Linked DNA regions of Homo sapiens: all the other regions are linked to region 3. The links are chromatin loops, found by intact Hi-C in ENCODE. Cell type or tissue: heart right ventricle. All regions are shown on one strand. Region 1 overlaps PATJ (PATJ crumbs cell polarity complex component). Region 2 overlaps PATJ (PATJ crumbs cell polarity complex component). Region 3 overlaps PATJ (PATJ crumbs cell polarity complex component).

What was found. A loop is a pair of places that touch in the nucleus more often than their neighbours do. Peaks named below come from ENCODE experiments on the same cell type or tissue, not always from the same donor. Only the 100,000 strongest peaks of a DNase experiment are listed, where the experiment ranks them.
Region 1: it touches region 3 in a loop (8-fold over the local background); 36 of 110 quality-filtered maps call a loop at or near these places.
Region 2: a loop joins it to region 3, with 2.9 times the contacts of the local background. A loop is called at or near these places in 13 of 110 quality-filtered maps.

What each region holds. Positions count from the first base shown.
Region 1 is chr1:61,950,423-61,955,422 of GRCh38, forward strand. All of the region lies in intron 27 of PATJ (PATJ crumbs cell polarity complex component), which reads left to right. Among named protein-coding and RNA genes, the nearest start is that of MIR12132, 110 kb to the left of the region's middle. RefSeq lists an enhancer at 1-714 and a silencer at 295-589. In heart right ventricle, a CTCF peak has its summit at 169 (motif pointing right); no DNase peak of the experiment used is centred here; H3K4me3 peaks cover 2,650 bases; H3K27ac peaks cover 4,326 bases.
Region 2 is chr1:61,867,034-61,872,033 of GRCh38, forward strand. The region is part of intron 20 of PATJ (PATJ crumbs cell polarity complex component); the gene reads left to right. Among named protein-coding and RNA genes, the nearest start is that of MIR12132, 23 kb to the left of the region's middle. In heart right ventricle, no CTCF peak of the experiment used is centred here; a DNase peak (open chromatin) is centred at 2,918; H3K27ac peaks cover 1,795 bases.
Region 3 is chr1:62,067,715-62,072,714 of GRCh38, forward strand. The region is part of intron 31 of PATJ (PATJ crumbs cell polarity complex component); the gene reads left to right. It also overlaps the pseudogene RN7SL180P. Among named protein-coding and RNA genes, the nearest start is that of MIR3116-1, 8.6 kb to the right of the region's middle. In heart right ventricle, a CTCF peak has its summit at 2,894; a DNase peak (open chromatin) is centred at 841; H3K27ac peaks cover 3,288 bases.

The DNA.
Region 1 (5,000 bases), 120 kb before region 3:
GCACTTCCTTCCAGTGCCTTTCTCTGTGTGCCATGCCAGTTTTTAGCATGAAGCAAACTTGTAATAAAGATTTATTGAGCAACTAGTAGTTCTTTTGGTTTAAAATTTTGTCTATTTTTTGTATCGTTGTGGACTCTGTAGTTGATCTCTACCTTGCCAATAGGTGTCACTACAATCAACAGCAATTATTACCAAGCATTTAAAGAATGTTAAGAATGTTCACGTCAAACTGTGTTTAACAAAATTTATATGTTCATTTCACCAAATATTTGAGTATGTTTGTTCTTTTTTTTGTTTTTTGTTTGTTTGTTTTTGGCAATGCAAAATAGGATGGAAAAGTGTTAGAAATAAAGGCTGATTTCATTTTTTAGTTTTATGTAAATTCTTTTTCTCATTTCCTACACAATCATCCATTTTTGGGCTTTTCATAGTTAAGTAAAATAGGCTGACACAGTGTCTTATGCCTGTAAACCTAGCACTTTGGGAGGCCCAGGCGGGCGGATCACCTGAGCTCAAGAGTTCAAGACCAGCCTGGTCAACATGGTGAAACCCCATCTCTACTAAAAATACAAAAATTAGCTGGGCCTGGTGGCACATGCCTGTAATCCCAGCTACTCGGAATCTGAGGCAGGAGAATTGCTTGAACCGGGGAGGTGGAGTTGCAGTAAGCCAAGGTCGCGCCTCTGCACTTCAGCCTGGGCAACAGAGCTGTCTAAAAAGCGCACCTCTGCACTTCAGCCTGGGCAACTCTGTCTAAAAAAAAAAAAAGGAAAAAAAAAGTTATTTAGTAGAATTTGTATTCTAGCTCTGTAATTGGAGAAAACTGATGAACTTGGCTTTTTATTGTTTTTTTTATTCTGAAAACTCAGCTTCAGCGCTTGATATAATTTGGATGTATTTATTATAACTGTAAATTAAAAATTGTATTGTTTAATACCTTTTGAGTAGTATTTGAGTTTTCTTTGGGTATTCTTGACTTTTTAAGTATTACTCATATGATACAGTGATCACATAGATGATTTTTTTATTCTGCATTTTACAAAGAAAGATTATACTGTATAATTGGTAGATACTTCTGAAGTCACTGTAATTGGTTAAATAATGGTATTCAGGTGTGTGGGGGGTAGGGTAGGGTAGGGGGTGCACTGTAGCACTTTGAGTGAAATTTAAGAAATCTCAACCATTTTTCTAGTGGGTTTTCTGAAGCTACATTTTTTTTTTATATTTTTCCCCCCTGAAAGCTAACTTGAAGGCTTGACTGCTTAAATAGAATCTTTACTGCACGTTTAGAATGTTACTGAGATACAAATGAATCTCGCTAGGGGAGAGATACCACATGCTCAGTGTGGTTCACCAGCTTCTTTGTTATAAACATGATTCAATGCTGGGAGCATTAAGGAGAGAGCAAGTTGGTGACTGTTCCCCTCACTTTGGACAGGCTAAAATCAACTGCTGTTTCCTTTTAATTTGCATTTGAAAGATGTAACTAATGTGATGAACCGTTTCTCAGCAGGAAAGCTGGGTCATTAAAATGATATTAATTGAAGCTGGCCACAATAAATGGTTGAGGTTATAATGCCTCCTGTTCTGAAATAGAGCTATTATCCTGAGGCGAGCAGGGTAACTGAGTGTCACAGTCAGCAGCGTGAAGCATCCAAGGGTCTGATGTGGGAAACCAGGGATTTTGCTTCTCCGGCATAGTTTTCCAGGCAGCTTTCACCTGCTGACAGAGGTGACTGTTTAGCTTGAGGACTAGCTTGAAATTAGCTTAATTGATTGCTTTTCCTGATATAAATAGATTGACAGGTTGCCCTTAAAGAGAACAAAATCTGAGAGAGAGAGAGAGAGAGAGAGAGAAAAATAGGCCCAAGGTCGTCAGAAGAGAGAGGAGTCTGTGGTGAGGATTTGAGCTGCGTCCAGCATTGGATATTTGTCAGGAATGCAGATACCCTGAAGGGAACACAACAATGGTCCAAGGGGGTTTCCCAGGTAAGATTTCTGTTGCCTGTGTGATCTGTGGTTCTTTCGGAATGCAATCTGATGCTGTTTTAGTGTTGGTGCAGAATGTGGTTTTAAAGGTTTAGACAATGGTAAGCCAAGGCATTTTTCTTAAGTAAGAGAGCGAGGGCACATATGCATGTGCAAGGTGATTGTACATTAGAAACAAACCCCTGCAATTTTCTTTCATGTGCACTGTAGTTTGAATGTCCTTATGATGTTTTTGAAAAGTGGAGCAGTTTAATCAGACTGTCAAAGATATACCAGTAGTTTCACTGCCAAGATTCTCAACACTGTTCATGCTGTATTCTCTCCTTTCAGAATTGTAATTGAGAAGTAGACCTCCAGGACATTTATTATCATTATTGTTGTTACTTGTGACTTCACCATAATAAAAAGGGAAGACTATTTATGTTAGAACTAGGTTATTCTGGTTAATTTTAAAAACTGACCATTCAGCATTTTGTTATAGATGAAAGCAGAATATCACTAAGGACTCATAGTAGTAAACAAAAGGCTGCTTTTTCTAAATTGTAAAATAACACATTAATTATTTTATTTGCTAGTTGTGTTTGGTGCCTCATTCATCTAAATCTACAAATTTAAATTCGTTAGGGGTGGGGGCTCAGCTCTTGGAAGTATTACCACTGACTTCCTTGTTAACATAATGGTTCTTGCAATCATTGCTACATTGGCCATATAATTTCATGCAATAGAGTACTCTTAGTTTATGCTTTTGCCTGACTTAAAAAATTAATTTCTTAAAATCAGAGCTTCTTTTTATCTAAATAAAATGGAATATTGAGACATAATAGGGGTATTCTTGCATAAGTATTATTGCCTAAGGGAGGCAATTGTTAACTCAAGAGTTAGACATGACATTATAGCCTTTCTTTTTATTTTCAGCAGTGCACACGCAAATTAGGTTATTTCTACTGCAACAGTAGAATATTTGCTGCATTCCTGATTTAAGCTAGCCAACCTTATTTGTGGCTATGCTGTCAAAACTATTGAGCAAGAACTTTTGTTTAAAATATAATTTCTGAAGATATCCCTGTGGGGGTCCTGAACTACCTAGTATTCAATTCTGTTATTTTGATTTGGAGGAAATGCTATAGCTCCTAAATGGATGCGTCACAGATTCCCTGTAGTGACAACTGTCTGACTATATTGTGTTTCTTTTCATTCTGCAGTTGGAATTGCTTTCAGTTGTCTGTCATCTTTTTAATACTGCTTCTCAAACTTGTATTGACAAGGCAACTTATAGGGATCATCCTGGATATTTGTGGATCCTGCCTGCTTTTCCTCAGACTCTTCAGAGCAGTTTATTCATTTTCCTTTTATTTTAGGAAATTTCTTGATTTTAAAAATCTATTTCTCCAGATTATAATACATGTATGCTTTAATCTCCTGAGTATAACTGGCCATCCCTGATCATTTTCTTAATCTCTACCACACTGACTTGAAGTCGCCACTGTCCAGGCTCCAAACACCGCAGTGGAACCCTTGAAAATCCCCATTGCAGTTTTCTAGAAAGTGAGTCAAGTATATCTAGTCATTAGGAATTTATGTGTCCTTTGCGCTTTGTTGAACTAATATATAAACTCACTTTTAGAAAGGCTGTTAACTATCAAAGTGTCTCATAAATGGACACATATTTATGTGTTATATGTAAGTTACTTTTTCAGTGTTCATGATCAGGATTGATTTTCTATAATCAGTATTTTCAACATTTATTAAAAGCTTCTATTTATGTATACACATTTAACTCCAAAGTATTTTAATACACTTTGGTAGTCTTATGACTTAGTCTATCTTATATTATGTTCACTGCTTTGGCATTCAGTCAATTTTAAAAGCATGTTTCTATTTCATGTTTCTTTTTGGCATATTTTACAAAAAGTAATATGTAGAATTATAAATAAAGGATGAGGCCTCGGTCTGTAGAGAATTTACCTTTTCTTTTGTTCTTGCTTGGAAACACATTATTTTACATGGGTTTATGTTGCTTTGATTTCAGTAGTTTTATGTCACTTTAAAGTATTTTAGGTTTGATATATATAAGTATAGGTTAAACACTCATCATTTTAATTGATCCAATGTTGAACAAAGAGAGGGCATTGTTATTTCAATTAAGAAAATAATATATCAAAAATTAAGTAGCAGTTAAAGTTACTTTCTTGCAGAGACTGCCTCTTTTTTGCTGAATGTAATGGGGCAGGAGGTAAGAAATATCACTCCTAAGTTTCTATCATGTTTACATATTTAGATATGTATTTTTTAAACAATTTACTTTTATCTTTTTCTTACATTTATGATATGCCAAACTCTATTGTTTTTTTTTTTTTTTTGAGACAGAGTCTCGCTCTGTTGCCCAGGCTGGAGTGCAGTGGCACTATCTTGGCTCACTGCAAACTTCTCCTCCCGGGTTCACAGCATTCTCCTGCCTCAGCCTTCTGAGTAGCTGGGACTACAGGTGCCTGCCACCACGCCCGGCTCATTTTTTGTATTTTTAGTAGAGACAGGGTTTCACCATGTTAGCCAGGATGGTCTCAATCTTCTGACCTCATGATCCTCCAGCCTCGGCCTCCCAAAGTGCTGGGATTACAGGCGTGAGCCACTGTGCCTGGCTGGTATGCCAAACTCTTAAGATCCTTGTATAGTGTGAGGAATTCATATTGCACATTTTGAATACATCTATTCCATGTTAGTATTATTATTCCCATTTTTAGATAGTAAAACTCTTTTTATAGAATGCTTGGAGGGGTTTATCCATTGGTTGGTGGAAGTATAGCATAGCCGCAGTTACTGTGGTGATGCATCATTAAGCATTTTTGGAACCTAATACAGCCCTAAGGTTAAGAGGAGAAATACAGTATCTAATATGAACTTTGCCTTCAAGAAGTTTATAAAATTTCTAAAAAGAAAAAAGATATATAGGTGCAGAGACACATGCACTGGAAGGCCCTCTGGAAGAGACTGAGCTTATGAAGTTGGTGAGA
Region 2 (5,000 bases), 200 kb before region 3:
TGGTGGGTTTTGGCTGGCTTCTTTACTGCAACCATTTTATCAGCAAGGTCTTTATGACCTGTATCTTGTGCCAACATCGTGTCTCATCCTGTGACTTAGAATGCCTTAACCATCTGGAAATGCAGCCCAGTAGGTCTCAGCCTCATTTTACCCAGCGCTATTCAAGATGGAGTTGCTCTGGTTCCAGCACCTCTGACATAACCACTTACTCTATTGTTTGTTAAAGTGTTCTTCAAGAGGCTTGTTTAAAACAATAGTCAGTGCTTACAATTTGAAGAATGCATATTCTGATTACTAAATCTATGTTAAATTTCCTAGCTTCCCTCTTTTTATTTCTCATTACTGATTCAGCCATACTTGCTTGTTATTGCCATTTTCTTCCATAAAAAGAAAATTTTCTGTTTACCGAAACAAAAGGCAACCTGAAATATCAGTTTATTTTAATGTATACACTTTTAAGGCTGTAGATGAAACAGTCAAATGTATATTTATAATATTTACTCTGGAAGTTTACTTATTCATATTTTAAAATCTGTAAAATTTTTTTTTTTTTTTTTTTGCCAATTCTCACGTAGGCTGTAAAGGTAACCTCTATAGGCTCCCCAAACCAGCATTGAGTAAGACTATTTCAGCCCGAATGTTTCTTGCCTAAACAGTATTTTATTTTCTTTAAGTAATTATATGTGCTTTCTTAAGGTATTGGCTCTTTTCCTCCCTTCCACAGTGAGGAACACTTACACCCGTTGATCAGGATGGGCTTGAATATTTGCCCCCATTGTATTGCTGATGGACCCTTGTGATAATTTATCTAATAATATTATCTAATATTATAAGCTCTGAGAAGATTTTAAAAACACATTCAAATCCCTTACAAATATGTAATTCCCAATACTATTCTAGAGGGTGCCCTCCCAAATGGTGAAGGAACATTATTATTTCTGTCTTGGTTGTAATATCCATTTGGGGCTATAGATGTCAGCTATATTTGTGGAGGGCAAATGGTACCTAACTACTTCAAACTTTATCTTTCTCTTCCACCCTCATACTTCACTTTAGCTGAAGAGTAAAAACACTAAAGGTCTATAGATCTGGGTATTTTTTAGTTATAGTAAAAGACACACAACACACAATTTACCATTTTAATCATTTTTAGGTATATAGTTCAGTGGCATTAAGTACATGTACATTTTTGTGTAAACATGGCCACCATGTTGCTACAGATCTTATCATCCCACACTGAAACTCTACTCATTAAACAATAATCTGATCTTTCTCCTCTCTCTCTATCCCCTGCCAACCAAACACTATTTTATTTTCTATCTCTAAGAATTTGACTATACTAAAGCAACTGAAAAAAGTGGAATGGTACAATATTTTTCTTTTGTGTCTGGCTCTTTCACTTAGTGTAATGTCTTTAAGATTCATCCATGTTGTAGAATATGTCAGAATTTCCTCCCTTTTTAAAGTTGAATAGGCCGGGCATGGTGGCTCATGCCTGTAATCCTAGCACTTTGGGAGGCCAAGGTGGGTGGATCACTTCAGGTCAGGAATTCGAGACCAGCCTGGCCAACATGGTGAAACCCCATCTCTACTAAAAATAGAAAAATTAGCCAGGCATGGTGGTGCATGCCTGTGGTTCCAGCTACTCGGGAGGCTGAGCCAGGAGAATCGCTTCAAACTGGGAGGCAGAGGTTGCAGTGAACTGAGATTGCGCCACTGCACTCCAGCCTGGGCAACAGAGAGAGACTCCGTCTCAAAAAAAAAAGTTGAATAAAATATTTCCTTATAGATATATGTCTCGGAGAAAAAACTTCTCCTCTACCCTCTATTTTGTGCCTGGGAGAGTGCAAATTAAACTGACATAAGGCATTAACAGGAGAATAAAGTTTTATTTATACACACATGAACGCAACAAAAGAAGCAGCAAGCTCACTAAGTGATTAAAGTTAGAGCTTACATACGTAACATGGGGAAAGGGAGGGCAGAAAAAGCTTCTATGAGAAGAACAACTAGGTTTGTTTAGGAAAGACAAACGGGTTTTTAGGAGAACAAATGGAAATAACATTTTTTTTTTTTTTTTTTTTCTTTTTTGAGACGGAGTCTCGCTCTGTCGCCCAGGCTGGAGTGCAGTGGCGCCATCTCGGCTCACTGCAAGCTCCGCCTCCCGGGTTCACGCCATTCTCCTGCCTCAGCCTCCCAAGTAGCTGGGACTACAGGCGCCCGCCACTACGCCCGGCTAATTTTTTGTATTTTTAGTAGAGACGGGGTTTCACCGTTTTAGCCGGGATGGTCTCGATCTCCTGACCTCGTGATCCGCCCGCCTCGGCCTCCCAAAGTTAACATTTTTGATTATGTTGATAATTTTTTAAATGCAGGGCCACTGATCCTTCTGTTTGCTTATTGCCATTCCTCAAGAGGGCATTTATAGTAGCTTACTCTCAATCTTCCTGGGGGTCGACCCACCTCAAGAGGGAATGTTTGATAGCCTCATTTCCTAGAACTTGCTGCTTAGTCACATAAGGGAAGCTCTGAGAAGGCTTTTTTCTGCATCTGTTAAATCTAAAGTATCTTTAGTTTATAATAATCTTCATACTGAAGCCAGATAGTCCCCTGACCCCTTTGTGGGACTTGTGACAGAGGTGCCCTGTTTACTCAGCCCACTGCTCTCCTCGAGGGAGGGAGTGTGTGAGTGAACAAGGTGGGAACTGGAGTACATGCCTGCTGGAACCATCTGACTGCTTTGGCACTGGCAAGAGTAAACTCCACTCACTCAGACCTGCAGCGTTCACCCCTCATGGGAGGGGAGCACTCAGGTGAGCGGGTGCAGGAGCCTGGGCAAGCGCTTTTGGGTACTGGCAGGAGCAAATTCTGTGCAGGCCCAGCGGCAGCATCTAGGGGAGGTGCGTGCAATCCCCGAAGCCCCAGTGGGCGTGTTACGGTGATCTTTTAGCTCTGCCATCTGCGGACGGCTTAAGTGTTAACAGTTCAGTGAGCCCTCTGCCTTTTCACGTGAGGCCGCTGCCCTCTGCCAGCGAGGGCAAAGGGCCAGTGTGACAGCCTTTTGTATCCACACTTGTGGCTCCTGAGCGCTTTCTGGTATCCAGGAAAAATGAGGCTGCATGAATGAATTGAAGGATGGCAAATGCGGGGATTTTATTGCCAATAAAGTGGCTCTCAGTGGGAAGGGGAGCTGCAAAGGAGATGGGGAGGTGGGTAGGTAATCTTCCCCAGAAGTCCAGCCATCTCTGGCTGGATTATTCTCCAGAGTTTCACCATCAAGCTGTCCCTCTAAAGTCAAGCTGCTTTTCTCTGATGTCCAGCTGTAGTCCCTGACATCCAGCTGCTTCTTCTCTCTGCCAGCTGAGTCTAGGGTCTTTATAGGCACAGGATAGAGCAGGGCGAGGGCATGGGTGGTTTAGGAAAAGGTAACATTTGAGCAGGAAAACAGTTTGGGCCATGGTTTTAGGCTTGAGGGTGGGGTTTTGTCAGGGACCTGCCCTTAAATTTCTCTGCCTCCTGTCACTACCAATACCAACTCTGAGGTTCCTATAGGTCCCCACCATATATACCACATTTTGTTTTTCCATTCATCTGTTGATGGATATTTAGGTTGTTTCTACCTTTGGCCATTGCGAATAATGGTGTTATGAACATTGGTATATAAATATCTGTTGAAATCCCTGCTTTCAGTTCTTTTTAGTATATACTCAGCAGTGGAATTGCTGGATCATATGCTAATTCTATATTTAATTTTTGGGGAGCTATACTGTTCTCTACAGCAAGCAGCTGCACCAGTTTATATTTCCATTAGCAAAGCACAAGGTTTCAAATTTCTCCACAGTCTCTCCAACACTTGTTTGTTGGCTTTTTGTTTGCTTCTTAGGAGTATAAAGTGCTATCTTATGTTTTGTTTTGCATTATCCTAACAATTAGTGATATTGAGCATCCTTTCATGTGCTTATTTGGCCATCTTTATGTATTCTTTGGAGAAATGTCTGTTCAAGTCCTTTGTCCATTTTTTAAAGATTTGGTTTTTGTTTTTTTTGTTTTTTTTTTTTTGCCTGAGGGTTATTTACCTAAGAATAATTCTATGTTCTTATTTTCTTCTCTTTTTAGAAAAAAAAACTTCTCTATTTGAAAAAAAAAACCAGAAAAAAGAAATTCTTGTTTATTTAATTTATTTTTTATTTTTTTTGAGATGGAGTTTCACTCTTGTTGCTCAGGCTGAAGTGCAATGGTGCAATCTTGGCTCACCGCAACCTCTGCCACCCAGGTTCAAGCGATTCTCCTGCCTCAGCCTCCCAAGTAGGTGGGATTACAGGCATGCGCCACCATGCCTGGATAATTTTTTGTGTATATATATATATGTGTATATATATACATATATATGTACATATATATGTGTATATACACATATATATGCGTATATATATGTATATACATATATATGTGTATATATGTATATATACATATATACGCATATATATAAATATGTGTGTGTGTGTGTATATATATATATATATATTTTTTTTTTTTTTTTTTTTTTTGAGATGGAATCTCACTCTGTCACCCAAGCTGGAGTGCAGTGGTGTGATCTCGGCTCACTGCAGCCTCTGTATCCTGGGTTCAAGCAATTCTCCTACCTCAGCCTTCTGAGTAGCTGGTATTACAGGCACCCACCACCACGCCCAGCTAATTTTTGCATTTTTTAGTAGAGATGGGGTTTCACCACATTGGCCAGGCTGGTCTCAAACTCCTGACCTCAGGCTATCTGCCCACCCTGGCCTCCCAAAGTGCTGGGATTACAGGCGTGAGCCACCACGTCTGGCTTTTTTTTTTTTTTTGTATTTTTAGTAGAGACGGGGTTTCTCCATGTTGGTCAGGCTGGTCTTGAACTCCTGACCTCAAGTGGTCCACCCACCTCGGCCTCCCAAAGTGCTGGGATTACAGGCTTGAGCCACTGCTCCCAGCCAGAAATTCCTGTTTATAAATATCTCACC
Region 3 (5,000 bases):
AGTAAACATTAGTGTTTGTTTGTTGTTTGTCTGATGGGCATATTTTAAGAATTGTTAAATTTGAATGCTTTTAGGCTGAACCACCATCTCTGTTTGTTTGTTTTGAGATGGGGTCTCACTCTATAACCCCAGCTGGAGTGCAGTGGCACGATCTCAGCTCACTGCAACTTCTGCCTCCCGGGCTCAAGCGATCCTCCTACCTCAGCCTCCTGAGTAGCTGGGACCACAGGTGTGCACCACCATGGCTGGCTAATTTTTGTATTTTTTGTAGAGATGGGGTTTCACCGTGTTCCCTAGGCCAGTCTCCTGAACTCAAGTGATCCACCCACCTCGGCCTTACACAGTGCTGGGATTACAGGCGTGAGCCACCGCGCCTGGCCTAATTTGTTGTCTTATACTCAGTTCACGTCATTCACCTTCAGTTGGCTCCCTTGCAGCCTGATGCCTGGATGCATCTGAGTTTGTTATCCTGGTGGATATTTTCTGGGAGAGATGGGCTCCACCCTGTTTCAATTAGGGATCTCTTTGTTGCAAGTGACAGAATCTCAATTTGACATTACTTAGACAAAAGGAGAAATTTACTCAAGGGCTAGAGGTTTGTTTGTTTGTTAGTTAGTTTGTTTGTTTTTCATATACTTGCAGGCAGCGTGTGGTTGACACTTAGCCTCAGAGGTGGTTGGAACCAGAGGCCTGCTGCTGCCAGGGTTCTCTCTGTTTATCTGACTTTCCTCCTGCAGATGTGCTTCTTCAGCCTGATGTGTGTATGGCTGCCCAAAGCTCCTAAGCCTCTCTGCCAGAAAAGAGCTGACTCTTCCCTTGGGTCTACTTTGGAAAATCCGTAGAATATTCTTGTGTGGTTCAAGTGTCCACCCTTGGACCAGTTACTGTGGCCAGAGAGACAGGGCATTTTGATTGTCCAGCTTTGGGACAGAGATCAACCAGCTTTGGGGATTGTCAGCTGGACATGTCACCCATCTGTTATATGGGATATTGCCAGTGTTGCCTTTTATGTCCACCCTTCAGAAGCTCCTTCACTTGATCACAGTAATTTTCCTGGCCCACAAAGCATTTTCTTTCAGAGCTCATAGTGCTGTGCTGAAGATTATAGCATCATGCTGCCAGAATGTGTCATATCAGTTTATTTCATGAAATGAGATGACCTTTCTACAACATTTCTTCATTCTTCTTTTTTAGGGGTCCCTTGCAAAGTAAACACATTAGAATGTCCCCAAACCTCAGTTTTGAAGGCATTAAGAGCTCCTTTTGTGTAATAATTGGGCAATTAGCAAATTATAAATTCATGTTTAAACACAAAATATGAAGGAAAGCGACCCAAGGTCACTGCCGTGGCTACTGCCATGATTTTTTTTCCCAACCCAAGTTTAAAATAAGCAGGCATGACTTGTTCTGACCTGATATTGGATCTAAAAACGGAATCACTATGTCATTGCTGGCTAAGAATCTTGCGTGTGTTGCTGGGAGGAGGTAAACAGTACTTTCCCTTTCCCTGAAGGTTTACTCAGTTAAGAGCAAGGGCTCTGCAGCAAGATGTGTCTGAGTTAAGTTCTGGCTTGGCAAATAATAATTTAGCCTCTCTGTGCCGCAGTTACCTCAGCTCTGCTGAGGTATATAATTATACCTCAATTATATTATAAGAGCAATAATTATAAGAGCAATAATTGTCCCTAATACACAGGTCTGTTGTGTACACCAACAAATGGGTAATATGCCTAGCTCAGTAACAGGCACATACTCAGGAGATTTTAGCTGTCATAATTTTCATCATCATCACGTACCAGCTCCATCCCTTGGCTCGGATGTTTAAGAGTAATCAATATAAGAAATGAGACAGTGCGTCAGACCAGATGCTTTTCAGAAATCCAGTTTTCTCATCTATTCCTTCTACATTTTTGAGGACAAGAAAAAAGGAAGGAAACTGACACTTCAGGCTCCTGCTACCCACCACACACCTTCACGCATCTACCATTCAGTTGTATTCATTTCTATGATTATTTCTTTAACATCTGTCTCACTAGGTCTGTAAATGTGCTCAGGGCAAGGGCTCCTCTGTTTTTCTTTTTGTTTGTGCTGGCATGTAGTAGGTGCTCAGTAAGCATGTATTGAATTCAACTTTGCTCACAACCCCTTATTCAGGTAGCAGTTATTGCATTCTTAATAAAAAAATGAAGGTTTCCAAACACTATTACTGCTAGTAAGTAGCAGAACAAGTCTGAACCCAGATTATCTGGCTGTTATTCCAGTGCCATTTCTTTTTTCTAAAAAGTTCAAATGATAAGGAAGAATAAAACCAAATTAGTACTTCTTCCATGTGATGTGCAAATTGGATTTTTAAACCTGTAGTTTGGGAAGTCAGGTCCTTTGTCCCACTGCTGGTTAATTGGGGTTGAAACCAAGGTCGAATTGCAGATCTACAATATCATTTTCAAACAGAGGCACTTACTTTTGCTCCTCCTAAGGCCATTTGATACACACTGGTAGGAGTAACACCAATAGTTTCTGTTTACGAGGCAGGTTAGAGTTTTTCCTCTAAAAATTCCCATGAGCCTTATTGACCTTTTCACGTCTTTTTTCTCTCTTTTCAAGTGTGATCCTTTAAAGTAAAGGCCACAGAGTCATCTTCACTGTGTGACCTTCCTTTCATGGCTGGTTCTCAAATCCACGTGGGTGCATTTAAGATTTAAGTTCCCGAACTTTGATTCACTCAGCACTAACACTTTATAAAGCCCATATTCTATTCTGCCATATGTTGAAGAAAGAAATAAGACAAAGTCGATCATATTAAGATATGGGAGACACATACATAAAAAGATACAATATAATCTTGCAAATAAGTGATAAAATTCATTGGTTCATCTTGTGGAAGGGGCACCACCCAGGGGCTAAGGGAAGAATTACAAGAGGAGGTAATTTTTTTAGTTCATTTTATATCATATCATCTGTTTAGAAGCAAAATTTATAAAGGGCAGGGGAGCAGTCCTAGGATCTTTCTCATAGAAGGGGAAAATTAAAGAGAATCTGAATGAGTGAGATAAGTCTGGCCCCCCAAAAATCAGTTAGAAAGTAGGCAGCTAAGTGTAGGCATGGTCATCCAGGAGACCTAGGCTCCAGTCTCAGGATAGTGCTTACTGGGGTTAAATCTTTCAGGTTGTAAACCAATGGGGAATTAAGGACATAGGATGAGATTGTAACTGAATCTAATAACAATGAACAGCTGGGCATAACTTGGTCACTATCTATTGTATTGTTATACATCGAATGGGAGCCTGGTGAAGAAAGGCTGTGTGAACATGCCTAGGAAAGAGACCCGAGGCAGGGGATGTCAGATTCAATTAAAAGCAAAAAACAAACAAACAAAAACCAGTTACAGAAAATACTGTGAGATACAAAGGTAAGTTAGTCTTACTTACTCTAAAAATTGCCTCCAGCATTTCCTACAGGAGAAAAGTGTCCTTTCTAGGTCGCTTCCAAGACTCTTAGCACCGTGGTTATGGGTGCATGTTCTGGGCTCTGCACTAGTCCCCTGTAGTGCATTTAGGAACATGGGGCTACCATAGCCCAATTCCATTTACTATCATCATTAGCATCTTTAGTAAATATTATTAATTGCCAGGTGTGTTGCTAAGGGTGCTCATGTATTACTTCATTTAATCTTTTCAGCATCCTGAAATTATAGCTACTTTTATTTTTTTCCATTTTATGGATGGGGAAATTAAGGCTTGAAGAGGGCAAATAACCTGTTCAGGTTTGTAGATCACTTTTTTTTTTTTTTTTTTTTGAGACAGAATCTTGCTCTGTCACCCAGGCTGGAGTGCAGTGGTGCAATCTCAGCTCACTGCAACCTCCGCCTCCCCAGGTAAAAGCAATTCTTCTGCCTCAGACTCCCGAGTAACTGGGATTACAGGCACCCAGCTAATTTTTGTATTTTTAGTACAGACGGGGTTTTGCCATATTGGCCAGGCTGGTCTCGAACTCCTGACCTCAGGTGATCCACCGCCCCCACCTTGGCCTCCCAAAGTGCTGGGATTACAGGCGTGAACCACTGCGCCCGGCCAGGTTTGCAGAACTCTTAAGTTGAAGAGCTAGGATCACAGACTCCTAACATTCCATTCATTATACAAGTTATCCCTACCTTCCAGATCAGCTTACCTACCTGCTGTCTGTGTACTACACCTCACCACCTGGGTGTCTCTCAGACGTTACCAAGAGACAGAGTAAACCCATGCTTTCTCCTATCCAAACCAGTCTCTCCTGTTCCCTGCTTTGTCCAAACCCAGTTGCAGGAATTTATGCCTTAAAGTAAACCATCGTATGATAATTTCCCCTGAAAATGTGCCTATTAAAAAAAAAATAGGATATGATGGGAGGCAGACATAAACATTCTGGTCAATTTATTGGTGTTATTATTTATTTCAGTTAATAAACTGCCCTTTCGCTATGCTTCACTTTCCACGTGTTTAGGCAGTTTGGATTCTCCCAAGTCTGGATTCTGCACTCCTCCGTGGGGTTTAGAGCTAACTTACCTTTATCCCCCAGTATTTTCTGTAGCCGTGGTTTTTTTTGTTTTTGTTTTTTTGTTTTTTAATTCTAATTGAATGTCTTAAGGGGAAAAAACTCTAGTTCAGGATTTGAGCCCTGAACAGATAGTTTTATAGGGATATTAGTGTAACGAAAAAGAAAAAACTCTGGCTGGAATGACCATCAAAGGATATCTGGCCGAGTGTGTTGTTGCTCGTGTAGTCCCAGCTACTCAGGAGGCTGAGACAGGAGGATCACTTGAGCCCAGAAGTTTGACGCTATAACGAGCTCTGCCAATTGGGTGTCCACACTAAGTTCGGTATCGATATGGTGACCTCCTGGGAGGAGGGACCACCAAGATGCCTAAAAAGGGGTGAACCAGCCCAGGTCAGAAACAGAGCAGGTGAAAACCCCTGTGCTGATTAGCAGTGAGATCATGCCTGTGAAGAACACACTGCGCTCCA